7 separate regions of the Mus musculus genome follow, and all the other regions are linked to region 7. A link is a loop called in an ENCODE intact Hi-C map of the cell type or tissue named here. Cell type or tissue: left cerebral cortex. All regions are shown on one strand. Region 1 has its middle 95 kb from the start of Gm1698. Region 2 has its middle 55 kb from the start of Gm32567. Region 3 overlaps Unc5d (unc-5 netrin receptor D). Region 4 overlaps Unc5d (unc-5 netrin receptor D). Region 5 overlaps Unc5d (unc-5 netrin receptor D). Region 6 has its middle 86 kb from the start of Gm32621. Region 7 has its middle 250 kb from the start of Gm39153.

Region 1 (4,000 bases), 470 kb before region 7:
TGACAGTGTCATAACTACATTTAGAAGGAATATGACATAAATCCTATTTATTTACCTTCCTGGTCTATGACAACTTAGATTTTTAAAAACACTCATCAGAGCTTCAGAGATGACACAGTGGATAACGTCCTTTCCACACTAGTGTGAGTACATAGTTTTAGATTCCCCAGAATCCACAAAAAGCTTGTAAGCCCGGGAACAGCCTGTAGCCAAATACAAGGGACTTCCAGGTCAGGGTGACTAGCAACACTGGCTAGAGCTTTTAGTGAAAGACCCTTCCTCAATAAATAGAGTGGAAAGAAAACACAGAAGACATTTCATACCAGACCTCCAAACACACATACACTCGCTTGCATGAACATTCACATGTACCCAAACACATGTAGATATCCATGGGTGTATCACATGTAAAGAACGTGTAAAAAAAAACAAAACAAACCACCACCACCAAATGTAATAAGAAAGGGTACCACTGCTCCTCCCCTGAACTCTGTTCTTTATTTATTCTAAGTGGACAGACCACAGGAAGATACTTCTTCTGTGTGAGGAATTTTAATCCTAGATCTAAACTGCTGCAGAATAATTTTGACATGACTGGTTGGTGTGACACATGGTCAAGACAAAACAAAACAAAGGCAAAAACAAAAACAAGCAAGCAAACAAACAGACAACAAAAACTAACAGCCCTGAAAAGACTGATACGATGATCAATATAATTGTGCTTAAAAGCTATATGAGAGATTTTTTCTGTTTAATTTATTGGTGTAATTAATTGGCTAATTAATTGGTGTAAGTTTGAAATATAAACCTTTGGGTAAGTTTCTTAGGCTTCCTAAATCCTTATTTTGATTTTTGTTTTGTTTTGTTTATAAATCCGTAAATAGAAGAGCATAGTTTGAAATCTCTCCTAGCATCTACATACTACAAACATACAAGACTGAGCATCCTCCCATATTCCTGAGTCTGATCCCATGCCCCAAGTAGAAGCTCTTGATAAAATGAACAAAGAGAAAGCATCAACATGTATGAGTGTTATATGGTTGAAGAAGGATCAGTTTGTTTTTGTCACACTCATCAGTCATGTCAAAAATTATTCTGTAGAAGTTCAGATCCGGGATTAAAATTCCTGACACTGACGAAGTATCTTCCTGTGGTCCATCCACTTAGAATACACACACACACACACACACACACACACACACACACACACACACACACATGCACGCACACACAAACACACGCATGCACGCATGCACACTCACGCGTGTGCTCAGCACAGAACCTCCTTTCCCACAGGTTCTGATCAGAAATTAACTAACCAGTTTGTCAGGGATGCCATGATCCCACCTATCCCTCTTTCTCTCTATCCATCTCTCACGTGTGCACTTTCTCACTGATTCACCATCCGCCGAACTGCTGAGTCTTTCCCCATTCTGTTTGCAAGCCATTGTGTTCACACTTAAGCAAGCTGAGTATGTGGACGCCTTCAGTGGACAAATTAAGGGCAAAGAAAGGTTTGCCTCTGTCACCCCAATATTTTGATTTATGATTCCTCATCAAGTGTCTGGAGCGTGGTTTCCATTTGTGGCGGTAAAAATAATGCAAAAGATAATGCATGAGGGGCTGGAGAGATGATCCTTGGTTAAAAGCATTGACTGCTCAGGACCTGGGTTTGACAAAAAGCACTGGTTACTCACAGTTCCTGAAGACCTAATGCCCTCTTCTGGCCTCCGAGGGAACAGCACACGTTATATAAAAAAATTAGTAAAAAAAAAAAAAAAAAAAAAGGGGGCTGCATGAACTTCCTTCCTTTGTCCGGTAGATGGCAGTATTTCATAGAGAATGAGCAAGGAGCCAGTGATTTGGTTTTGGTTCAGGTTTGGGTTTTATTGTTATTTTTATTTATCATTTTAATAATAAGATGTGCTAACCCCCTGTAAAGTAGAAGTGAGAAACAGAAAGTGAAAAGGTGAAGAGAGAAGGAGCCAGCCTTACAACATCCAGGGCTTCCATGATCTCTTCACCTCACCTTAAACCTGTTTTGTTTAGACTTTCTATTTATACCTTCTGGGACACACACACGCGCCCACACAGACACACGCTCTCTCTCTCTCTCTCTCTCTCTCTCTCTCACACACACACACACACACACACACAAATTACATATGTATATAATTGCCTTGCATCTATGCTAGTTTTCTGAATCTTTTCATGAGAGTGAATAATGCAATCAGTTTCTTCAGCCATCAGGCCAGCTGGTGGCTATGGGAATGGCAGGGGGAGTGCTGGGAGGGAGAAGGCAGCAGAGGGCACCCCGTGGGTAGCTCCTAAGTGGACATATTCTGGCCACGGCTGCTGTGCTATTTCTGGGTGGGGTGGGGGCCTACCCTTAAAAATCCCAAAGATACTGGTGGTACCGTTCCCATGGGCCGGCCGGGTGCTGTGAGAGCCTGCTTCTGAAATCCCAATTACAATCTTGCTTTTTTTTTTTTTTTTTTCTCAATAGGAAGTTTGGGTGAAAGAAAGCAGGTGTCATTGTAGCATGGTGATGAAGCCAGAGTTTTTTGTTTTTTTTTTGTTTTTTCTGTCATCCCATTGTGCTGTATTGTGGAGCCACCCTCATTCCTCCCACACTACCCTTTCCCACAGCCTCCTCTTGCACGCTTTGGCAGGACACATAGGGATGCATCCTTGTTCTGTCTTTGGGCTGAGAAAGGCAGAGTACTTTTTCAATTATGCCATGAAAGGACTTGAAGCTCCAGAGCCCCGGAGATACAGAATAACTTTCCCAAATTAAAATTTAGCCTCATCTACACTTCTTAAGGAAAACCCAGACAATGACCCAAGAAGGCGGCATGAGACAAGTGAAATGCCATGAAATTGCTTAACATCTTCTAAGACAGAGCATCCGTTTACTCATCAGCTCCGCTCTTTTCTCCTCTAAAGGGCAATGCTGCCCTCTTTATTGGTACTTCCAACTTTCTTATCAGCACTGCAATTTTAATTGCATTTGTGTGAAACCTGCTATTGTGTGTGTGTGTGTGTGTGTGTGTGTGTGTGTGTGTGTGTGTAGTGGGTGTGAGGGATGCCCTTCACGAAGAGCTCTTTGTATTGATAGATTTAATTTATTTTTCCATTGTGTCCTTGAAGTAAAGGTCTCAGAGATATAACTTGCAAGTGCCGTGGGGGTAAGAAGTGGTGTACAAAATCACCAGGCATTAAACTGCTCAGTCCCTGGATCATCTTCTTTCTCTGAAAGAGCGGGAAGCTGAGACCCATGCAAAGGACTTTGTTCTTCTGTCTTTAAAAGCTAAGTGGAGTTGCACACTTCGGCGCATCCAAATACATAGTAGTTTGCAAAGGGAGAAAAAAAGACAAATACCTCGGTTGGGAAAGCACCATCCAGGATTGGAAGAACGCTCGTTTGGTAAAGAAAGCTCAGTGGCCTCAGTGATTTTCAAATATCTTCCCGTCTTACTTCTAGCAAGCATTGAGCGGATGACAAGGAAGATAAAAATCAAGTCCTACCTGGCCAGGGGAGATAATGAATGGAGAAAGCAGAGCAGTTTGGTGACAAGATGTCATTTATTTGACAAGAATGCCTAGGTGTATGAAATGGTGTCCTCTGCACTGGCAGCCCCTTCCTCTCTTACTGCTACCATCTCTAATCAGCAGAGCCAAACACCCACCCCTGACAAAGCAGTGACATTGCCACTCCTGGGCCAGAGCAAGGCCTGTACTTTGGCTCTATGCCACTAGAGGTCAGTATTGACTAACTTAAAATTAATCCACACCCACCACCCTAGCATCTCCATACCCCACCCTAGTTTGTTTTAAAGAAAAAGTTGTGTTTCTTTGCACCGGAGGTTTTGTTTGTTTGTTTGTTTGTTTGTTTTTGGTGTTTTTCCCCCCTCTAGAAACCACGTATTTTTTTTTTCAGTTCCTGAGAGAAAACAGTCTTTTGAATAATGAGATTAAAAAAAAAAAAAAAAAAAAGGAA
Region 2 (4,000 bases), 1.1 Mb after region 7:
ACTGGATTTTATGTTAGATCAATTAGATTCATGGTTCAATAATTTTCCATTGGGTTGGAGGCCATGTTTTCCAAGTCCTTTTGTTGGTAGCATCACATCCTCTTCTGTGAGATGCACTATTTACTTGCCATAGGAAAAGGCAGGCTACCTAAAACTCACTGCTTGGTGCTTAAAATATCCCTCAGGAAATTCTGGTTAATGGAGTATCTTCAGAATGCCTAGCTAAGGTCCTGGGTTCAAGGACTCCTAGTTACAGTGTGACATTGGTTCCCAGGAGATGGCACTTTTCAGGAAGGCTCAGCTGGGTGGGAACAAAGCTGCCCTGGCCTTGAACTTGGAGCTGCCAGCAGCTGACGTCCAGGCACTGAGTGTGGGCTGTGCCTGTGGCTGTATGGACAGTGCTAGGATTACTGCTGGCCTCCATGCCCTGCCCAGCTTATGATTGCAACACTTGCCTGCTTTCGTTTCATCATGGAATAGTTTATTGCTGGCTTCCGGAAGTAGTTCAGATCAATAGCTTCTGGGGGAGAGAATGGTTTGGGACAAAGTTTTCTTTGGAAATTCATGTCTTCTCAGAATTATAAGCAAAAATACTGAGGAGCAATTTCAGACGACTTTGGGTTGTTTGGCTACAAAATACAATGAGGGCAAGAGTACAGAAGCCTAGCTAGCTCATTCTACTTGCCCCGTGACTTCAGGTTCTGCAACACAGTAACTTGCTCTGAGATCCCCACCACTTTAGAGGAGAGAGCTATGCAGTGGGCTTATTTACCTTAGATTTCCTCCCTCTCTTCAGCATATCAACAGTCATTCAGAAGAATTTGCACCAATTTCAATTTGCTGCTTTCCACCTAACTTCACTCTGCTTTCTGCCTGTCATCTCAGTAAGAGGACTGTTTTCCTGTCTAGAAACGAAAGCTTGCTTGGTCCTGTGAAGGTTCTATGCCCCAGTGTAGGGGAATGCCAGGGCCAGGAAGCTGGTGTGGGTCAGTTGGTGAGCAGGGGGAGGGAGGGGGTATGGGGGGTTTTCGGAAGGAAACCAGGAAAAGGGACATTTGAAATTTAAATAAAGTAAATATCTAATTAAAAAAAAGAAATGAAAAAAAGCAAAAAAGCATGTTTATCTTGTACAACATATATACATATGCATATATGTGTTTATCTCATACAGAATGTGTATATATATATATGTGTGTGTGTGTATATATATATATATATATATATATATATATATATATATATATATATATATAAGTATATATACCTATGCCATACTTACATATGCCTCTCTGTTCTTGCCCAAGACCCCTGACCACATTAGATCGTATTGTTTTCAAAGCAACCAAGGATATTCTCAGAGAAGCTGAAGTAGAAGTAGAAGAGAGAAAGTATTGCTTTTCATAATAAAACAGGCAACAACAGCTTTACAGGAGGACCTGCTGAGGGAATTGTAATGTAATGAATATATAAAATACTTTAATGAGTGAGGATCCTTAAGCTCATTTAAGAAAAAAGAATTTAAAAACATGATTAGAGAAAAGCCTAGGTTTATTTAGATATAGGTCAGAGTTTGAGTCCCGAGTAAACACAGTGCCTTAATTTGTAGATGAATCACCTGCTAAGTGGCTAAGTGATGAGATTCATTTGTGGAGATGAAATGAGTTCTCTGAAGGCTGCTTCTGTAGCAAAGGTGTGGATCCAACTTGCAGTTTAGCGCGTTGATCTGCTTTGCAGCAGCGCCACCTGTCAGTAATGAGTAACAGGGGAGGATCGATGCAAATTGCAGATTTCAGAGTTTGACCAGTATTGTTCCTCACTGCAGAAAGGCAATGCAACTAGGGATGGTCATTTTGAACCTGCCCTGGCATACTCTCCACGGGGAGCTGAGGGAGAGGTTGTTGGCTCTGGGAATGAACTCACATACATGGAAGGACAATGAGAGGATCTTCAGGCTACTTGAAGTGATGTCTGTGGCTTTCAAGCTCCATGTTACTAACAAATACTAACAAAGATTCCTCTCTCAGCAGGACCCACCAAAGGTCATGAGCTCTAAGCATCGCTGGGGGAGCTAGCTGTGCTCTGCAGATGCATCCTAGCACCGATATTTCAGAGGTCTGATGGCAGGTTTCAAATGACATTCTGAAATACTTTCTATCTCCATGTCTTAGGTTGAATGATGCCAGCTGAACAGATTACTTTCCACGAATATCTGTTAGGCAATTGGAATGTTACTGATTTAAATAATAATAATAAAGTAATAAAAAGAATGCATGTAGCTGTTTCCTTAATATTTTATTCTAAATGTAAGGTTAAGTCATGCCACTTGCATTTATATCTTTCTTTATTTGGTAATGGGAGAGGGGAAAACAGATACTAGTCAAATTATTGTTCACATTTTCCTTTGGAAATCATTCAATTATGCTGCTGTTAGGATTGACCAACTCGCCTCAATTTCAAGTGGAAGGAATGTGGGTGGGTAATTTTGGATTTCCAGAGAGGACCCCATGAGGGTGGTTGATGAGGATGACAGAGATTGTTTATATTTATTTTATTATGTACTCAGACCTCAAGGAGAAATTGGTTGACTGTCAGCATGGAAATGATCATGATCAACTAGTTATTGGCCTATATCTAAGCATCCCCAAGTACCAAACAGGAGTCACTAATCCGTTATCAATACTCCTTCATCAGGATCATTTCCTACTTAGGAATCCAAGGAAAGTAGAGAGACATGACAGAAGTCAAGTCATTTCTTATTGTATAGACAGAAAACAATCAACAAAATGGATAAGATAAAGGGTGCTACATCATGGTGTTGACCAGTAAAAGAGGTATTTAAAAGTATTTATCTCTAACACCTGGTTTTTATTAATATACAGAGAATCTTCCCTACCTGTTCTTCAGAACCCATTCTAGACTCAAGCATGCTTGATCATGCTTACCATGAGCAAAGCATTACTAATCATGAGTCCCCTTCATACTGAATGTCCATTTAGCCCAGGCTATGTCAGAATACTTGCTCTGTCTTTCTGGTATCAACTGCCTGTGTCAAAAGAATAAGTGTCAGTGAAGGCCAAACATTAAGCAGAGACAAATCAGCCAAACACACACACACACACACACACACACACACACACACACCTCTCACAACAAACAAGCATATTTTATTGTATATTTGAAAATTTAAAACACCACTAAAAATTGAATCATTATTTGAATAATGTATGGAACAGGTTGTGAACTTTGGAGGGAAATTTTATGCATACAGACAAAATATATACACATTGAAATTAACAATCAGAGGAGAAATAATAGTATGGAAAACAGTACAGAACCAGATAGGAGGCAAAAATCAACTGACAAGTGGGTGGTCATTTCCATTGGTCAACATCATGACATGGTGGCTCATTTGTTCCATTTGAGTGTCTTCTGTCTATAGAATAAGAAAGGACTTCTTTCATGTCTCTCTACTTTTCTTGGATTTCTAAGTAGGAAATGATCTCAATGAATGAGTATTGATGGCAGAGGAGTGGCTAGTGTTGGCTTCATGGGGATGCTCAGTTATAGGCCAATAACTCAGCACTGTGTAGGGCTGAGAAGAGGACACTGACAATCAAGACAAGTGAAGAGAGTTCATGGGCTTTAAGAATGGATACTATTGAAACGGTGATGTCACCACCCTTTCTGTATTGTTAAGTTTATTCTTCAGAGTTATTTCACTTTGATCTTTCAGTGCATTTTCCAAAGCAAGTGGTTTTGTGCGTTTAATTCAAGAGAGCCTGAGAATAAATCATAAACTATGACAACAGTACAAGGCAGCTTTCAACTCTAACCTCTTCAAAGAGCTGAGATAAGTGACCAACAATAGAGAAACAGAAGCACATCTTTGATGAGTCGAAGCGTACCTGGAGGACCATGGGACGTTGTTTTGAAAGGAAAACGCACAACTTGAGCCATCTTCACAGACAGCAGCACAATGTGTCTCTCCATAGACTATGCT
Region 3 (4,000 bases), 830 kb after region 7:
TTCTGAGTTCGAGGCCAGCCTGGTCTACAGAGTGAGTTCCAGCATAGCCAGGGCTGCACAGAGAAACCCTGTCTCAAAAAACAAAAAACAAAACAAAACAAAACACAAAAGACAGATTGTAGAACTTTCTCTTGTCTCTCTGCCACCCACACAGGTCTGAGTCTGCTGGGTCACATCTTCACAGTGGTGTTTAGCTCATCACCACTTGGCAAGTCCTATCCTACAAAACCATGCCGTGGGTGGAGGTTTTACTACTCTCATACTCATAGTGCTAACCTGTCTTGACATGAGGGATTAACCTAATTAAAGGCAACTGTAGAGATACATCTGCTGTAAGAATGATTTCAACTTGTCCCTCGGGAGGACTAATGGGGCCCCAGTTTGAATTTCATTAAGAGAACCTTAACGATTTCATAAAGAAAACATGTGTACATGTAGTTTTTAATTAACTTATTTACTAATGTGTAGTTATTTAGACCCAGTTTCACTATATCGGCCAGGCTGGCCTAGAACACATGATCCTCCTGCCTTAGGTTCTCCAGTGCTAGGATTATCAGGGGTATGTGACCATCCCTGCCTGTCTTTGTGTATATCTTTATTGTATCATATAATACAAAGTATTGTAAAAAATAATTACAAAGCTTACTAACTATGATGCATCAACAGCCTTCTGCTACAAAGCAGTCATAGTCAATAGGCTTATAGGCTTTGGACATCAGAAATGGACAACAATGACCCAGCTCATAATAGGAAACATCTGTGACATAGAATAAACTTCAGCTCCATCTCTAACATCTGCCCATCTCAAGGCTCTATCTGTGCCCTATCATGTACATATCATGCAGTCAAGTTTTCTTTTATATCTACAAGTTCTTTAAATATTTGGAGACAGATATTGACAGGTTCCTCCAACAATAACAGTTTGTGATTTTGTGTGCATGTGCCTGTCATGCTTTTTTTTATGGTATGGATGCTTTCAGATATAAAATAATGGGCCTGGATAATGCTGAACATTAATGCTGAGTAGCTAAGAGGATGGATCTGACAGTCTCATGTATTTAAGCTGAATTTAAATTATCTTCTACCCTGCCTCCTTAGCTTAATATGTGCTTTCAAACTGTCAATCCACCTACTTTGAAATCAACTAACTCAGAATGTCCACTCATCCCATTAGCTCTTCTCATACTCCCAGAATACAGCACATGTTGAATTTAGCCCAGGGAAGTGCAGTTCTCAGGAGGCATTGTGAATTACAGAAGCCTGTTAGCTCATGAATGAACAAGTGGTACCTTGGACAGGGTCTGTCTGACATAATCATTTAAACCGGCCACATGATGAAGCTTCAGAAGGCACATCAGTGTCTCCACATGCTAACCTCATAGACCCTCATTGTCACACAACTTAGAATTTCAGCTCTTCTCAGACTGCATCCTTGACTATACATTTTTAACCTAACACTGTAGTGATAGATTACCTTTTCAATGCTGCGACCTTTTAATACGCTTCCTTATGTTTTAGTGACCCCCAAATCATAGAATGCTTTTCATTGCCACTTCATAACTGTAATTTTGCTGCTGTTATGAATCATAATGTAGATATCTGATAGGAATGATATCTGATATGCAACCCCGTGAAAGGGCCATTCAACCCCAATAGGATTTGTGACCCAAAGGTTGAAAACTACTTGTCTAACCAAAAGTTAATTTGCAGCAAGACACTGTTCCCACTTTCTCCCTACACTTGCTGAAAGGAACTCAGAAAATGTAACACTTCGATTATGCTCAGGGCAACATCATCATATCACCAGACAAGGTTGCTCTGTAGGAAAGAACTATTGCTCTGTTTTTAGATGTCCTGTGATAAACTAAGCACAGTGACACACACTAGAGTCCTAGAATTTAGGTAACATGATTGTGAGTCTGAGATCCGTGTGAGCCACTTAGCAAATGCTTTTCTGAAGCAAACAAACTAAAAACTCTTTGAGCTTAATACATTGCTTTTGCTCAAACACGTGTGTATGAAAATTTCTATTTTTGCATGACCAACGTTTCATGTACAAAATGTGAAATAAAAATCCTAAATGTGATTGCAAGCATAAGCCTATTGAAATGCAAAATTTCTTATTTTCAATTAAAAATGAAATTTCCATCCTGAAAAGGCGGGGGGTGGGGGGTCAAAGAACAGGTCTTGGGGGAAATAATAGACCTTACTTTTCAAAGGAAATATCTCCATCTTGTGGGCATTTGGGACTCGTATTTTAGATCAGTTCCACTGTGCTGAATTTTTAGCAGATCTGGTTCAAATGGCATCAGTAGCAATGGCGGGCTCCCATAGTAAGTCTTGTAGGAGCATGCAAAGATAAATGATATACGAATTCTATTTCCTGGACACTTACAGTGCGGGGTAGGACCACATGTACATACAAGAACCTAAAATGTGCTACAAAGTGTCAATAGTGGACATAGGATTTAGGTCAGAATAGTAGAGTGTCACAAGATGAACCTTGCCTACAGGGATCTGAAAAGTCTTAGAATAGATGAGGTTAGTGTTTTACAATTTCAAGTCTTTACTGGAATTTAACAAGTTGACATGAGCATGACAAACATTCAAGACATTGAAATTACCTGAACCAAAACATGGAAATGAGCATTCCACTCTCCTATTGGTGATATAACAAATTTAATGCCTTAGCAAACAAATTTATTATCCTTCTGCAGTCTAGAGATCTGGTACAGGTATCAGTGGACTATATCAAACTATCAACAAGACTGATTTCTTCCTGGAATCACTAAAGGACTTTCTAGTTCCCTTGATTTTGCAGTTCTAGAAGCCAGTTACCTAAAATGAGAAAGAGTTCCTTCCATTATTCATCCTCAAAAAAGCAGAGATGGTTTAATATGAGGTTGAGGCCTCCTCATGTCACTTCATGTTCTCACACAGAAACTTCCTCCTTTGTCCCTTCTCCTCTGCTTCCATGTTTCATTTTTTCTTTTGTTGGATATTTTCTTTATTTATATTTCAAATATTATCCTCTTTCCAGGTCTTCCCTCTGGAAACCCCCATCCCATCCCCCCACCCCTGCCTCTATGAAGGTCCCTCCCCCCACCTCCCACCTTCCTGCACTCACATTTCCCTACAGTGGGGCATTGAACCGCCTCAGGCTCAAGGGTCTCTCCTCCCACTGATGTCCAACAAAGGGCCCTTGTGATTACATTGGGGCCACTGGAGTAGAAAAGGCATTTTTGCCATGTTAAACTCAGCTCACCAGTGTTTTCCATTCAGTCAGCAACTTGACTCACTTCTTCTGGGGCTACAACAGATTCAGTGGACCACTATTTTGTTTATAATGATGAAAGGAAATAATATTAAGAGACTCTTGAGTTGGTTAAGTTGGCATACAAAGTCAGGCAGGTAGCATCTACATGAAGATACAATTAGTTATGTGATATCTGAGACCTTCCCCATGGCTTCCAAAACTGGAGAAATACTACTTGACTTTGCTATGAAGCAGTGGTTCTCAAGCTTTTGGGTTTGCGTATCAGATATCCTGCACATCAGATATTTACATTCTGAATCGTCACACTAGCAACATTACAGTTCTGAGCAGCAATTCTAGGGTTGGGGCTCACTACAACACGATGCACTGTATTAAAGGCTACAGTGCTGGGAAGGCTGAGAACCATTTCTGCAAAGGATATAATCCTGGCAGCAATTATTACAGTGGAGAGGAAGCTATAACTTTAAGGTAGTTGATCAATTAGAAGAGGATTGATATGTCTTGAAGAAATATCTCTCTTTGGATGTAGCTTTCAATGGACGATATGTAATTATTGATATGTCCAAATGCATATGGCAATTGTACTAAGGAAAATTCATGTGTAGAAAATGTTATTAAGGTGAGTAGGTAAGACCTTAGCTGCTTAGGATTCAAGGGGATATAGCGTTTTAATACACTTAGATTTCAATCATGGTAAAAGATGCAGCTATCAGCACTGGAGAA
Region 4 (4,000 bases), 840 kb after region 7:
TAACATGGGTGTTTTAATTAGCTTCATCATTCAGAAGTAACCATTGAGCAATTACTATGTAGATGATAGTTCACCACAACAGATGGGAGACTAAAGAAGATAGGCTGCTTCTTCTGAAGAATTCAGGAGATAAGAACCTGTAAGTCTCTAAAAACACCACCACCACAAACAACAACACTTGCCCCCCCAAAAAAAAACCAAAGCAGAACAAAAACAAGAACAAAACAAACAAATAAACGAAACAAAGCAGCAGCAACAACAACAAAAACAGAACTATGTTCAGTTCTTGAACCTTCCTCAGAAATTATCTCCATCAACACACTATCTCAATTCTTGTCTGACCAACTCATAATGCAGCACCATGTCCATGCACACAAGTTACTCCCAAGTCAAAGGGGTAGTCATATTCCAGTAGCATGAATAACCCCTGGTTCAAACATAATGAAGCCCAGTAAGTACACAGAACTCATCAGAATTCATCTTACTCATTAGAGATGACACATGTTCTGACTAAAGATTTATGCTAGGTGTGGTGATACAAATAGGGAGAATCATGTTTTTGAATGCTTGGTGTACTGGCTGGTTTTGTGTGTCAACTTGACACAGGCTGGAATTATCACAGAGAAAGTTGGGGAAGTGCTCCCATGAGATCCAGCTGTAGGGCATTTTCTCAATTAGTGATCAAGAGGGAAGGGTCCCTTGTGGGTGGGACCATCTCTGGGCTTTTGATTGTGACTGTACCCTGATATTTCTCCCTCTTGATGGAAGAAAATATTTTAGTGGAGCCCACAGTTAAGAGACTTTGAATTTTAAAAGAGATTTGGATATTTTAAAGGGATTGAAATTTAGTATGTGAGACTTTTAAAGTTATTTAGATCTTGGAGATGAATAAGAAAGTAGGGGTTGCCAGTCTTGGTGGCACACACCTTTAATCCCAGCACTCAGGAGGCAGAGGTAGGCGGATTTCTGAGTTCGAGGCCAGCCTGGTCTACAAAGTGAGTTCCGGGACAGCCAGAGCTACACAGAGAAACCCTGTCTCGAAAAACCCAAAAAAAAAAAAAAAAAACCAAAAAAAAAAAAAAAAAAAAAGAAAAAGAAAAAGAAAAAGAAAGAAAGAGTTGAGGATTAATGATTAATAGTGATATGTTTGTGTGTCAAGTTGACAAGGGATCATTTGTACTGGCTGGCTTTATGTGTCAACTTGACACAGGCTGGAATTATCACAGACAAAGGAGCTTCAGTTGTGGAAGTGCTCCCATGAGCTCCAGCTGTAAGGCATTTTCTCAATTAGTGATCAAGGGGGAAGAGTCCCTTATGGGTGGGACCATCCCTAGGCTGGTAGTCTTGGGTTCTATAAGAGAGCAGGCTGAGCAAGCCAGGGGAAGCAAGCCAGTAAGTAACTTCCCTCCATGGCCTCTGCATCAGCTCCTGCTTCCTGACCTGCTTGAGTTCCAGTCCTGACATCCTTTGGTGATCAACAGCAATGTGGAAAGTGTGAACTGAATAAACCCTTTCCTCCCCAACTGCTTCTTGGTCATGATATTTGTGTAGGAACAGAAACCCTGACTAAGACACTTGGCTATAGTGAGTGGCACGATTAGGAGGCAGGGCATTGTTGGAAGAGGTATGCACTGTGGAGGCAGACTTGGAAGTCGTATATACGGAAGCTCTGCCAAGTGTAGCACACAGTCTCTTTCTGCTGTCTTTGCCTCAAGATGTAGAATTCTCAGCTCCTCCAGCACCATGTCTACCTGCACAATGCCCTGTGTGCTTCTGCATGATGATAATGGACTCTAAATCTCTAAAACTGTAAGACAGTCCCAAATTAAATATTTTCTTTTATAAGAGTTAACATGGTCCTATTGTCTCTTCACAGCAATAAAAATCTAAGAGAATATGTACAGACTGATTTTGTCCAATGCCACCATGTTGAGATGAAGAGGGAAAGGAATAAAGCGATACTCTGAATTCACATTTGAATTTCCAAGATGTTAACCTTTACATATTAAGTGTCTATTATGACAATTAAAGGGAAAAAATCTTTTATACATCATGATACCAAAGAATCTTTTCAATCATGTTTGGGATTAGAAGATGTCAGTTAACTGAAGGTTTTTAATGGCAAGCATGGTAAGAAAGAGGAAAGAACCTCGTGCCCATCCATTTATAGGCTAACTTAATTTCCAAATCACTCCCAACCAAATGGCAGGTTGTCCTTCCAACAGTAGAGTAGGAAAATAGGGGACCATTGCAGACAATAACCAACGTTCTCAAGGACACACATTAATAAGTCTATGAGGCAAGATCCAGGTCATATGCTATTTCATTGTGACCAATATATCCAAAGATAGCCCATGCATCATTTAATGGTGATATGTCTCAAGTTGATAGGATCTATAATTACTCAGAAATTGATCCAAAATCCATTCCAAAAAGCAATGGGTCTCAACTTACGGGTGGTGCCCCCCTTTGTGGGGTTCAAATAATGTTTTCACAGGGGTTGATTATCCAGAGATTCACAATGTGATCCATAACAGTATTAAAAATACAGTTATGAAGGGGCAACAAAATAATTTTATGGTTGGGGTCACCACAATATGAGGAGCTGGAATAAGGGGTTGCAGTATTAAGAAGGTTGAGAACCACTGCATTAAAGTATGTTTGCCCAATCCTTTCCCATCAACACAGAAAATATCACCAAAGGAGTACATCATAAAGCACAAAATCCTATACATTAATACCTCTTAGTTCATGACATTTACTATGTATTCTGGCGGAGAGGTCAGCTACCTCTACCACTTCTCTTCCCCATATGTCTTCATGGTCAACTGGCCCTGCCATATATGGTCCCACTGTTCCTTCCAGGCAAAGAGATGCTTAAAAAAAAAAAAAAAGAAGCACATTAAAGGAAAAACTTCCTGATAATCCACCCTTATTTCAGGGTGTTGAGGAAATAAGCCAGTGTATAAGTGAAAGGTAAGTAAGATCTTTGTCCATAATGAGAAGTCTATTCTACGCAAGGCCATGTACAGTCTGGGGATTCTGTGCAACTGCATTGTGGGTCTCAGGGGTTGAGCCCATTACCCAAGAGTCTGAAACAGTGTCCTCCATTAGTGCCAATTCTTGCTTCTATCCATCATTTTATGACAGGAATTCTGGAATTGGGGCATCACTATCTATATTTTAGTAAGTCTTTCATATAACTCTGAGACACTTTCAAATTTTAAACACCCCAAAGAGAACATTTATATCAACTCAGGTTCTATGTAAGAATGAGAAGTTATAGGATACTGAAATTCCAGGCAAGGTTCTTGTGAAATCCATTGAAGAATGTAGAATTGGCAGCATTATTATCACTTTTGATATAGACATTTACACATAAAGTATAAGAAAATGTCGTTTTAGTGCATGATATTAAGTCTAAGTTCAGTATTACTAAATTCAAAAACAAAAACAAACAAAAAAAGAAACAAAGACAACAAAAGAAACAAAAATATCCCCAAGTGTAACAAGAGTTAAAAATTGCAAAATGCGTATTATTTTGTGTATTTATTTCACATCAGCCTTAGTGTATGTACCTGACATTAGAATATCTAATTATAAGTGAAGTATTCATAAATGTCTATAATAGAGCCATTTTATATCTATAAGCAGCAGAACACTACCAATACAAAGAAGATGGCCAGAGTAGGAAAGCACATATCTAGTCCTTGCTCTATACTGATTTCTTTCCCTCGAACAATCCGAAAGTATCTGTAGAGCATAAAATTGTGCTTCTGCTGGACTGTCAACAATCTGAGTACAAGAAGCAAGCCTTATCTGTGGAGATGCTAATAAGTTCGGGCTACATAAAAGAGGGAGGCACACAGCAAGGGGCACTTTCATCTGAGGTCCAGGTGTGGACTATCTAGAAATGTTTTCCTGGGTTAGAAAAGCGACCAGAAAAGGATCAACCACCCATACCAGTGAGGGACACAGAACACATCTTCCTTTGCCCTCT
Region 5 (4,000 bases), 650 kb after region 7:
CATGATATGCCTAGTCCTTCAGTAACTTGATGGTCTAGGGTGGGTTGGTACCTAGGGGTGGTGGGTGCTCCCTGTTCTCAGAGGAGAAGGCTAGAAAAAATGGGGGGGGGGGACTGGGGGGCAAGGAGAAGAGGGAACTCTGATCAGGTTGTAAAGTGAATAAAAAGAAATAATTGGAGGAAAAAAGAGCCGTCTCTCCAGTAGAGAGCAGAATTTAAATTCTAATTCAGGTCTATATATACCCATGGCATGTTTATTGTATGTTCACATGTGCTTCTTTAAATTAGAAAATATTTTGTGTCTATGGGTATTTTGCCTGCATGTCTGTATATCTATGTGTGCCTGGTACCCAGTGAGGCCAGAAGAGAGCACTGAATCCCAAGGAACTGGAGCTACAGATGATTGTGAGCACCATGGAGATTTAAGAATTGAACCTGTGTCCTCTGGAAATGTAGAAAATGCTCTAAACTACGGGATTATCTCTCCACTCCCTCTTTAGGAGTGCTTCTATGTAACTATATATAATGTTCCAGCCATATTTTATCATTGATATCTTTTGAGTGTTACTTTGTGATCTCATCCATTACTACTGGGAAGCAGAATCTCCCATCTGTTTTGATTTTTATTACTTTCTATTATTGACTCATTATGTTTATTTGTAATGTCTCCTTGAAAATTATTTTTTTTACATTTTAATGAAGACATAAGTAGTGTACATATTCATAGGGAACAGCATGTTAAGTGGATAAATATGTAAAATATGTAATGATCTCTTCAGGGTAAAATTTTCATATTCTTAAACATTTTGTCATTTCTAGACACTGGGTGTATCTAAGTCTGATCTACCATTTCTTCACAAAACACACAATAAAGTGCAATAAACAACTCTAATAAGTGGATGTATACTGAGTATGTCCACTGATCATTATGGCCATCCTTCCAAGGATTCAGTACAGTAAGTATATGTGCAGCGTGTATACTATTGTAGCTTTTGAAATATATATATATATATATATATATATTTGAAATATATATATATACATATTTACATAGGAAAATGTGTGTGTAGCACTTTTATATAAGGTACCCAAGCAGTCTTCATCTTAGTTTTCTCTCCCTCTCCCTCTCAGCCCCATCTCTCTCTCTCTCTCTCTCTCTCTCTCTCTCTCTCTCTCTCTCTCCTCTCTCGTGTGTGTACATGTGCATGTGTGTGGTGTATGCATGTATGTGTGTGTGTACATGTGCATGTGTGTGGTGTATGCATGTGTTTGTATGTACATGTATATGGTGCATGTGTGCATGTGTGTGTGTGTGCACATGCATAGGTGCATGAAGGGCCTGCACAGCCATCCAAAGCTGAGTATATTTAGATACTGGAAAATGCAAGGCTGCTTATCTTCACTCCTCATCTACAGCCATCTTCTTCAACTCATATTTACTCAGTTCTATCATGTAACAGAATAGATGAAGTAGTCAGGTACAGATCACACTCTTTCTAATAAACACATAAAGGACATTAGAGGAGTAGAGTTTGTCACACTATTACAGAGCCAAACATTTACCAGACTACTGACAATATTAGATGTTGGAAGCTTAAGAGAACAAATAAAAATGTATATATTTCTTTAAAACATATCTTGTTCTCATTGAAAATCATGAGAGTTGGCCAAGAGGCTTCCCATTATTGGCAAGGAAAATTGTACCTTTCAAGTGCTTTTCCAGCCCTCTATAGAAAGGGTAGTTTTTCTTTTCTACACTGTATCCACATAGAGTACCACCCCCAGTACCATCTGTCTTATTAGGTTGGCTTCCTATGACTAATCAGAGCTCCAGAAACACAAACCACAACAGCAGCAACAACAATAGCAGCAGCAGCAAAGACGACAACAACAACAACAAAAACAACCATATTAGATAGAAGATGCTTAGATGATATAAACCAAGGAGGTAGTAGTGGGCAATAGAAGCCAGAGACCATCTATCACTGTATACACTAAGTTCCTAGCAGCATATTAGCTATCACTATCTATGCTAAGTTCCTGGCACTGTACAGTAATTTTTCAGATACGGATTACATGTTACTTTCTTTACTTTTGGACATCATGGTATGAGTTGATGTTTTGCAACATCCCTTGTTACCCAGTACAATAATTCCTTTACACATTATTGTGAGAAATTTGTCCCATTTTAGAAATACCCTCATTCAACAATTGTTGAACTCTTATTTACAAATGTGATTATGGCAATGTGACAAAGCTCTCTCACTAGAAAACTAAGCTCAAAGACACACTAAATCTTAGTTCACGGCAGAAATGCAATTCTATCTCATTTCGAGTGCTTTTGTTCTTGATATTGTATTGCTTCAGTAGGCCCTGTGCAGTTGCTTATATTTTTTATGGATGGATAAGTCAATGTTATGCATTTCAGATTATAATCTGTAAACTGTAGAGTGGATATTTAACTTGTCCAATATCCTTCCTTGCTACAACATAACATCAAAGCATAATGAATGCCATTTGTCAATGGCATGACTGCATTATCAGAGCCTGACTTGAATATTACCAAAAGCTCACACTTACCTTGTCTCCCTTTTGGCTACAGAAGTAGTTGAGATTTCTTTTTTTTGAGCATGTGGGAATGGGAGGAAATCGTAAGAGCTGGTATGTTTGTCCCACTTACGAATGATGTCAACAATATAACAACAGTATGGAAGGCTACAACATTCTGGATATAAAGATAGGCCACATAATTACATGGTCATCTTGTATCTAAAAAACTTCATCATGAAAGATAGCACCATATAAAAGAGAGTGACTTTTCTGTTTTAATAGAAGTACTCACACGCTCTTCTCTTCCTGCAGAGCCTGTGCTGTCATCACTAAAGGAGACTCAGCTGTTTAAGGTACACAGTTCTCTTTCCAGTGAGGTGCAACACAGGTATCTGTTGTATCAGTTTGGCTTGTTGCTAAAATTTTGTTTCCCTTCACTATAGTCTAGTGAATGGGGAGCAAGCCACACAAATATACGGACTACCATGTTACTTTAGTTGCTGACTTGGGAAGTAGAAATGCTGAAAATGCCCAGGCTTGCTGTCTTCAGGGCTCTATGAGCCAATTCCATGAATTTAGATCAAAAGATAGAATCCAAAACCATTGTCTATAAATTTGTCTTCATTTATAATTAACCAGGAAGTGACGGCACCCTGCCAATAGATAAAGTGTTCAAAGAGCAATAGTAGATAAGAATGTGGGTGATTGTATTTTTATATTATCTGCTAAGATACCATCAGTCCCTACAGCATTAATTTCAAAGATTAGAATCTAGACAATAATCGTGGAAAACTAATGCCATGAGCCAATAAACTCCCCCCGAACAGCTCCTACTCCACACTATGAAGATTAAGCATTAAAAAGAGTGATTACAAGTAAGAAATACCAGCAACGCTTGTATAATACTGAAGGTTTCAAAGACACATGTTTACATATAATCTCTCTCATGCACGCGCGCACGCGCGCGCGCGCACACACACACACACACACACACACACACACACACACACACACACACACACAATTCAGGGAATTGGAGTTTTATTGCTAAGAAAGCACCTTGATAAATGTACCATGCTCTCAAGCAATAAATTGTGTTCCATTCTGGCCTGTGTGGTCCTTATTCTTGATTACAGCAGCAACTTGAATATTTCTGCACTGCGTATAAAAGTAATGGAGTTTATTCAGAGTTTCAGCTAAGCAGGAAGTATCTCATAGAAGGCATTTTCTTTTGATGAACAGTTACCAGCATAGAGAATGGTTTTGTGTTTGTTTATAAGGTTCAGGTGAAGCCAAACAGATAGAAACATCATTAAGATGTGCTAATGAATCATCCTCTTACTTGCACTGAGAATAAGTGTTTGAACTCAATGCTGCTTCTATGTTTGGAGCAATACAATTATTGGCGAACAAATGTGTTACATTTAGGTGGGAGGACTGCATGAATACTA
Region 6 (4,000 bases), 1.3 Mb after region 7:
GAGTCATGGTGAATCTAGTAGTCACTCATTGCCAACTACCCCATGGTCGTAAGGACACCTCTTACAATGATGGATTGGATCAGTTCAAAGTCAGAGTCCTCCTCAGGACTACTCATGGAAGGAAAGGTATTGCATAGAACTGGTGTGGTTTGGAATTCCTTCACGAACAAAATGCGGTAGCAAACGGGTCTGTGCCTTCCTGCACAAAGGATATATCTCAGTTACCTAAACTTCTCACCCTTCCCCTAAAAGAGGCACCTACTGAACTGTGGGTACTGACAGAATGGTCACATTTGTCTAACACATGATTTATTGGTGGTATATCAATCACCATAGAATCAAAACTAATGGAAAAGAGCAACCTATAGACTTGGGGGTGGAATGGCAAATATTGAGGAAGAAACCACAAAATCAGTACACCACTATTAGCTATAAGAAAACCAACCAGAACAAGAGGCAAATCTCTATCTCTTCCAGTTCGTGGTATTTGTATAATGGTATAGCTGTAGGGGAAGCAAAATGGAAAACCACTAACTGGCAAATAAATGGCAAAGGTATCTGGTCAAGGGAAGTATGAATAGAAATGGCAAAACCTAGCAAAACTTAGCAAAGACATCAAATGTTATACAGACAAAACATCTGAAAATGAGAAAATAATGGACAAATTGGCATCATGTTTAATTAAGACTAGACTATCAAAGTTTTTCAGGGAACAAGTTCAGAATAAATCAGCAAGAATGATAGATTACATATCTGAAAAACTTGAGAGTTCACCCCTAACACTAAACAATAAGGAGAAATGGAGAACCCAATTAAACTAGGACAATCCTATGAGAATAACAACTACAAAGAATCCATAGCCAGGTGAGGGTTTACTCCTTTAATCCTAACACTTGAGAGGCAGAGTTAGGCATATAAGAATTATATTGATTTACATTTAAAAACCCCTTGCAAAAGGCAGGCTGGAATTCAAAGATCCTTTGTGATCTTAAGTAAATATACTTAAGCCTTGAATTTATATATAAAGAAAATGAGGAATATAGATATATTTATCCACATATACTAAGGTATATTTAGTTTCAATATTTCAAAAGAATTTTTAAATGTTAATTGAAATGTAATACTTTTTCTGTTGCCAAAACCCTTTTGCTCTAGGAAAGATATAACTGGCCAATAAAGAAACCCTGTCCCCAGAGTTAGGGTTATAACAGGGACTTTTTTTTAAAAGTCTTTCTAGGAGAGTAAAAGCATCCAACTAAGGAAGCCAGAAACTACTGGACAAGTAAAACATCTATTAAAAAAAAAAAAAAAACAGGACAAATTGTCAAGAGAAAATGTCCCAAGAAAAAAAGGAGTAAATTGGTCAAGTGATAGTATTATTGTCTACCTCCAGTTAACAGGCCTGACATCCCAGTTTGGGGTTCTAGACTAGCACCTGTATCCATGCCAACCTTCTTGCCACCGCCCCCAACCCCATGTGGCTGGCCCACCCATATCCGATTCCCAAATGATTGTCTATGCTGCCCTCTACAGACATAAGTGGCAAATGATCTTTATGTGGTCCTGATTTAATTAAAAAATTAAAACTAGCTTTGGGGTTGAAGTGTCCTGCTCACGCTCTCCTTCTCTAAAGCCACACATGCTTGTTAAAGGAAAAATCAAAAAGCTCTATCACATATGTGAAAAACTACCTGGTATGGGACAGAGAAAAACAAAAAATAAGACACTACTCTATTGTCACTAGTCCCATAATCTTTTGGTTTTCATTTGACTCTCTAAAACTTTTCTTAAAGTACAAATATTAACTCAAAATCTGTAAGATGATTTCATGTATATATATATATATATATATATATATATATATATATATATATACACACACTTTCTGATGTGATATTAGTAGTTATACTAATTCTAAAAATAAGCTTCATCTAGCTCCCTGCATGTGTTTTTAGTTTGAGTCTGAAGCAGGCAACTTGGAACTAGGAAGTTTTTTCTTTAGTTTTTACTTCGGATGTTCTTAATAGATTGTGGTCCTCAAACTATCCGGAGATCTCCTGAGTATAGTACTTAATACGATTATGTTTTCCACAGTAAACCATTAACAGGAACATGTGATGTCTCTGAGAAGATGATGGGGCCCAGTGAAGATGAATCCACCTGAATTGTAGCAAGGGTAAACACTGGGAAAAACTGTCTCATGGCTCTTTTGCTGCCAGTCTCTGTGCAAACAGTAGCCTTCCCTGTTGACTGTCCTGTTCTACCTAGTCAGGATTGCCACTAAGCTGACAAACACCAACCAAAGGTCAATTCCAGACTACAAACTGCTCAGGATATTAAAACTGCTGAGTTCTTATGAGATCAACACAAACCTTTTACAGAACATCAAACTCAAAAATGCTTAATTCTAAGACTTTCCATATACAACCAAGCTGGACACTGTGGAAATCAGGCAGAAATAGCTTCATTATTGTAAATAGTTTTACTGTGTCATAGCTAAAGTCTTTCCTTTATATTTAGATAAAAGGGAGAAATATTGCAGGATACTTGATCACATTGTAAACCCTGAGTATTTATGGGAAAACCCTGTTTTTAGTTGTGTGGCTCAGCCTTAACACACATCTTTAATCCAAGAGCCTTCTGATTGAATACTGTACACAAGATTAAATAAAGATAACAATAGGTCAAGAGGTGGAACAAGCAACCAGTTGATGGGTAATGAACATAGAATTGTTAAGAAAAAAGAAAGCAGAGGGAGTAAGAAGGAGTCTGGAAGACAGACGGAGAGACGGAGAGATGTACAGAAAATACAAAGGAGGGACATTCAGTTTAAGGAAGATTTTTGAGGTGAGAGAGAGAGAGAGAGAGAGAGTGAGAGAGAGAGAGAGAGAGATTGCTTCGGGGATTTCAGTTTGAGTAGGGAGTTCAGCTGGGTGCTTTCTTTGCCTCTCTTAGCTAGCAGACTATCACCCAGCATCTGTCTCCTGAGCCTTCATTGGAAAAAGTAAATGTTTGAGATTTTGTTTAGAAAACAATAATTGTGCATTAACACAAGTGGATATATCCAGGGCAATACTTCCAAGAAAAAATAAAGACTATACTGGTAGAAAATAGAAAATTAAACAGTATCTGTTCAAGACACATCACTCTACATAAGAAACCCTTCAGAAAGCAAGAGGACTTACCCGAGTCAGACATTGAGCTTAGCGTTTTGTACCATCCTGATTCCCATCTCATACACTACCCATAAAATTAGCAGTTTCAAAGATGTTCTTATAATGTTGATAAACCCACTGCAGTTATAGAATGCCTTTAATACAATCTAGACAGGGATAATGAAAACTCATAAATTGTTGAGAGAAAGTGGATGAGATCTCAGTCAATATAGACATATATTATGATAATTGTTTGGAGAAAGCAGTAGTGTTAGAACATCAGCATTCCCCAAGTTAATTTGGATACATTTACAATCTATTACATCTCTTTTCTTGTAATATATTTCGATCATAATTTTCTATCCCTAAGTTCCTCCCAAATCTTCCCCTCCTATATACAACCCAACTTCATGCTATCTCTCTCTCCCTCTCCCTCTCTCTCTGTGTCTCTCTGTCTGCCTCTGTCTCTCTGTCTCTGTCTCTGTCTCTGTCTCTCTCTCTCTCTCTCTTTCTCCCTCTCCAAATTTCGGGAGCATGAAGTTCCTTCAGCTGACAGATAGCACGGGGAAAACAGGAATGTTAAACACACTGTGTTGTCTTTTCAAAATAAAAAGAAATATAACCTGGTTTTCTACCCAGAAGACCTGGAATGGAGGTGCCTAATAACCTGGTGACCTGTGTTAACTGTAGAGCAGAGCCATAGCAAGTTCCTAAAAGCAGGAGCAGTGATGGCTAACAGTCTAGGTGACTTTTGCATTATCTTTATGGCTAGGGGCTTCCTCAAGATTCCACAGTCATGACTGGAGGTGGCTAATAGTTAAGATGACCTCTATGTTATTTATATT
Region 7 (4,000 bases):
CCGTTGTCTTTCCAATTCACAGGCTCCTATGCCGTAGATGTTCTGCTGTGGATTTCATCCATCTGTCTTGAAGGAGTGTCTGCTTTTTTTTTCGTTATTTCCCCTCTTCCCTTCACACCTGTCTATTTGTTGACCTTAAAAATTGTCTCTTTGGGAGGATTCCAGATACCCCTTTGTGGAATAAGTATGCTAAGCAACACCTGCCTAGATTATCCAGGTGCTAAAAGGTAGGGTGGCTTTTGTAATGCTTAGTTTATTGGTATGAATTGCCCTCCAGGCTGTGTAATCCTTCTAGCTCAGGTCTGTCTGTTATTGTTATTATTTGCTGAGTGGTATGGAAATAGTAAGCACATCGCTCCTACTCCTCACTCTGTGCTTCGCTCACAACAGACCACAATAATCCACCCCATTACTCCATACTGAGCCTTTTCTCAAAATCCTTCTCATCCTCATTCTCCAGGAGGAGGTTGTCAATCATTCAGCAGTGGCACACAAATCCTTGTGTCATTTGCCATTAATAGGTTCTAAATCCTCAATGAATAATGAATGGAACAAGGATCGTCTCTTGTTTCCCCCATGCCACACAGGAAGCTAGTGTAATTGGTGTGTGCTAAGGTCTGGCCATCTTGCTGAAACGCCTGGATAGCAGTTGATATAGTTCCTGTAGGAAATCTATAGTGCCTCATTTACGCCAGCTGTGAACACATTCAGAAGAGTTCTGGTATGTGTCTAGCTGGATTGTTAGCTCCTTTTGAACTTTAGCTATTTGACTCCTAATTATAGGTTCTAATTTTCTTACAAACATATTAACTTGTTTGCCATAAGTTTCTCTGAGTATTGTCATGCATGTCTTTAGTGCCAAGACTGGAGAGGCTGCAGCATATAGATCTCTGTGAGACTCTGCCAAGCCAGGGCTACATGGTGAGACCCTGACTCAAAGAAACAGCGAATAAAACAGGTCAGTTTCTAGCCTGATGGTTTCTATACCTGAAGATGCTAAGTCAGTCATCAGCCACCACCCCGTCCTGTGGCCTCCCTAACTAGTTGATCACATGTAGACACAGATGGGTCAGCTCAGTGTCAAAGACATAAAGAGGATGGCAGAGCTGACCATGCAGAATATGTAGATGCAGATCTGTTGAACGCAAGTCGCAGCATCATTTGAACTATTGGGTGGGGTGGGTTCATTCCTCTCTGTTTTCCAATCACACTTCCTACCGAGTTTTCTATGACTGCCCCCTACGAAGTCACAAATGGCAGTGGCTCCTTTCACTACACACACTCCATTCTACTGGACTATGTCCCCTCTTTACTTAACCCTTCATCAACACTTCACGTGTAATTTTCCATTCATGACACTGTATATGTCCCCAATATAATCTCTATCTGCTTGTCACTTATCATTTCTATGTGCTCCTTGTCACATCTAATGTCATCCTTCATCCCATATGTTGATGATCTGTCCTGCCACAGATGATAGCTCACTGTGAGTGCTGCAATCAGAACCAAATCTAAGAAATAACTAGCCCCAGAATATAAGCTATAAGAAGTAAGGGGGTTAAATTAGCCCAGAAACTCTACTTTCCAGTCACCACTTCCCATTTCTAGTGAGCTAAGGCAGAGATATGAAAATTTCCTGACATAGGATGGTATGTCTGAGATAATGGGACAGAAAAAAAAAATTGTATACTGCCAAGAGGAAAGCATTCATACGTTCATTCTCCAGCAGGTGTCTCTTCAGGCTCAGTCATTTCTAGCTGCTGGAAAAGGCCAGCCCCAAGGAGGAAGAGCTCAATGCAGAGGAAATCTCCCTGCTGTCAGCAAGGCTGGCCTTGTTATATACCAGAGCAGGGAAGACAGACACAGCTTCAAAAGCACTCTTCACTGCATGCAAAATGAACACAGTCTAAGCAAACGAATGCCTTTTGGAAACCACGACTCATGAATGATAATCATCAGATTTCTGGTTTTCTCTTAAATTTTCATTTCCATCTCAAGCTAAAACAGATCTCTGTGTGCATTCTCCCGGCTGCTTTGGCACACAGGTGTGTACTGCTACCGTTTGTCGTTGTGACAGAATAGCTGACTGAAGCAACTTAAGGGAGGAAAGGCATTTCATTCACAATCTCACGAGCTATCAGTCCATCCTACGGAAGCTGGCACGGTAGCTGGGGTGGCTCTATCCATGGCAGTGGAAGCTTGTCCCCTGACCTGTTCACATTCTGGTGGGTCAGAAATCAGAGTCCAGATAGCACCAGGAGCGGGTGTAACACTCAAGACCCACTGCCAGGGTACCCACTCCTGCAATCTCAGCCACACGGTACCATAAACCATTGAAACAGTGCCAGCAGTCGGACACTAACAGTTCAACCACGTGTGCTGAATGACTCATGGGGAATACTTCAGGCTCAAACGCACTGGGGTGTCTAATTGGGGTAGTCTCTTTGAACCCATGATTTGGAGCCACTTAGAGTAAACCACAGTCTAGAGTACTGAATAAAACGTGTCCAGAAGAAAACGACTCATACATTTTAAACTGAAAGCGATTCTGAAGAGCATGGTGAAATTTCACTCAGGATATGAGTCATCTCCTTGTGATGTCTACAGCTATAAACTCATGGTAAGCAGTTTCTTGCTATCACCTTGGCTATCAGATCCACTATTGCTGTATCACAGAGCTTCTGTGGAAAGGACCCTTATTTTGCTTAATAATGGCCCCAAAGTGCCAGAGGGATGCAGGGAACAAAGTACTTCTTTTTAAAGTGTTAAAGTAACAGTTCACCTAACAAGAGATTTGTCTCAGGTGGATAAATATAATATTGATGCTCACCTTTTACAGTGTGTAATTTATGAATTAAGTCTTATCACAACTATGTTTCTATATGGGAAACCAACATATTCTATAGTGAGGTTTTAGGTATCTACTGGGAAATGTGGAGAATCTTTGTGACAAGGGAGAGGTATCATATTCTTAGATATTTGTCAAGGAGCAGTCCTGGCCTGGACAAAGGTTCTGAGAGAAGGGGTCTCTGAGAATGGCAAAAAGAATGATTGGAAGTCAAATCCTGGATTCAAGCTGACAACTTGTGTCCCGCTTGATACAGCTTTTCCAGTCTGCTTCTCTGTATGTTCTGCTTTCTCTATGGAGGTCTCTCTGACTATATTCTGCTTGCTTGCTATTCCAAGAGATCTCTCTATCCATGTCCTGCTTGCTTGTATTTGTGCGTGCGTGCATGTGTGTGAATCTGTGTGTCTGTGTCTGTCTGCTTGTGTTTGGTCTGTGTGTCTGTGTTTCTGTCTCTGTCAGTTCTACAACAGCTCTCTCTTTTTATCCTAAAAAATTCTCTGGATAGCTCATCTGCAGAACACAGATCGAGCCTATATTTTACACATCAATCCAGTTATTTACTTCAGTTTTCCTTTTGATTATCTTATGAATCAACATCTTGTGACCCCCCCCCCCCAACCCTTTGATTCTCAGGAGACAGAAAGCATATGTTTTTTCTTAATATTGTAAAAAAAAAAAAAAATTCAGAGATCTGTCTGCATTTGTTAAGCACAAAGGGTAAACTAGTTGTGTGGGACCCTGACCTGAAATACCATTCCTATAACACCTGGGCTTAACCTTGCTGTGCTCTAGTCTGACCTTGAACTCAGGAATCTGCTTGCCTTTATGTCTTCCTGACAAGCTGGCTCATATAGTCTAGCTGCTTTTGTTCCTTTAGATTCCTGAAACCCCTCATAATTCATATTTCATCCTTATATTTTGTATAGTTGAGAAATTATATATTTTTGAACTCATGTTTTGAGCTCTTTCCCTAGCCTTGAGGGTTGTCCTGCAGGTCCTGCATTTACCATTTTTTGGAGATATAACCACAGCCCGACTTCTGCTGTTTCTAATTCTCATGGATCCATTAATGTTAACAGGGAGGACATTCCTCAGAGGATGTGCTATATATATATTATTATACAAACAAGCCGTATACCCACAGCAGCTATC

The links. A loop is a pair of places that touch in the nucleus more often than their neighbours do. Peaks named below come from ENCODE experiments on the same cell type or tissue, not always from the same donor. Only the 100,000 strongest peaks of a DNase experiment are listed, where the experiment ranks them.
Region 1: a loop joins it to region 7, with 2.8 times the contacts of the local background. A loop is called at or near these places in 5 of 42 quality-filtered maps.
Region 2: a loop joins it to region 7, with 8 times the contacts of the local background. A loop is called at or near these places in 8 of 42 quality-filtered maps.
Region 3: it touches region 7 in a loop (3-fold over the local background); 3 of 42 quality-filtered maps call a loop at or near these places.
Region 4: a loop joins it to region 7, with 3 times the contacts of the local background. A loop is called at or near these places in 3 of 42 quality-filtered maps.
Region 5: a loop joins it to region 7, with 3 times the contacts of the local background. A loop is called at or near these places in 4 of 42 quality-filtered maps.
Region 6: it touches region 7 in a loop (2.5-fold over the local background); 2 of 42 quality-filtered maps call a loop at or near these places.

The regions. Positions count from the first base shown.
Region 1 is chr8:27,675,603-27,679,602 of GRCm38, forward strand. No RefSeq gene overlaps it. Among named protein-coding and RNA genes, the nearest start is that of Gm1698, 95 kb to the left of the region's middle. In left cerebral cortex, CTCF peaks have their summits at 1,728 (motif pointing left), 1,953 and 3,746 (motif pointing right); DNase peaks (open chromatin) are centred at 1,691, 2,253, 2,707 and 3,740.
Region 2 is chr8:29,288,857-29,292,856 of GRCm38, forward strand. No RefSeq gene overlaps it. Among named protein-coding and RNA genes, the nearest start is that of Gm32567, 55 kb to the left of the region's middle. In left cerebral cortex, a CTCF peak has its summit at 1,745; a DNase peak (open chromatin) is centred at 1,734.
Region 3 is chr8:28,976,583-28,980,582 of GRCm38, forward strand. All of the region lies in intron 1 of Unc5d (unc-5 netrin receptor D), which reads right to left. Among named protein-coding and RNA genes, the nearest start is that of Unc5d, 240 kb to the right of the region's middle. In left cerebral cortex, a CTCF peak has its summit at 2,257 (motif pointing left); no DNase peak of the experiment used is centred here.
Region 4 is chr8:28,987,229-28,991,228 of GRCm38, forward strand. All of the region lies in intron 1 of Unc5d (unc-5 netrin receptor D), which reads right to left. Among named protein-coding and RNA genes, the nearest start is that of Unc5d, 230 kb to the right of the region's middle. In left cerebral cortex, no CTCF peak of the experiment used is centred here; a DNase peak (open chromatin) is centred at 1,602.
Region 5 is chr8:28,797,688-28,801,687 of GRCm38, forward strand. The region is part of intron 4 of Unc5d (unc-5 netrin receptor D); the gene reads right to left. Among named protein-coding and RNA genes, the nearest start is that of Gm32505, 100 kb to the left of the region's middle. In left cerebral cortex, no CTCF peak of the experiment used is centred here; a DNase peak (open chromatin) is centred at 1,794.
Region 6 is chr8:29,442,011-29,446,010 of GRCm38, forward strand. No RefSeq gene overlaps it. Among named protein-coding and RNA genes, the nearest start is that of Gm32621, 86 kb to the right of the region's middle. In left cerebral cortex, a CTCF peak has its summit at 1,522 (motif pointing left); a DNase peak (open chromatin) is centred at 1,486.
Region 7 is chr8:28,147,001-28,151,000 of GRCm38, forward strand. No RefSeq gene overlaps it. Among named protein-coding and RNA genes, the nearest start is that of Gm39153, 250 kb to the left of the region's middle. In left cerebral cortex, a CTCF peak has its summit at 1,736; DNase peaks (open chromatin) are centred at 1,782, 2,388, 2,549 and 3,131; H3K4me3 peaks cover 192 bases; H3K27ac peaks cover 989 bases.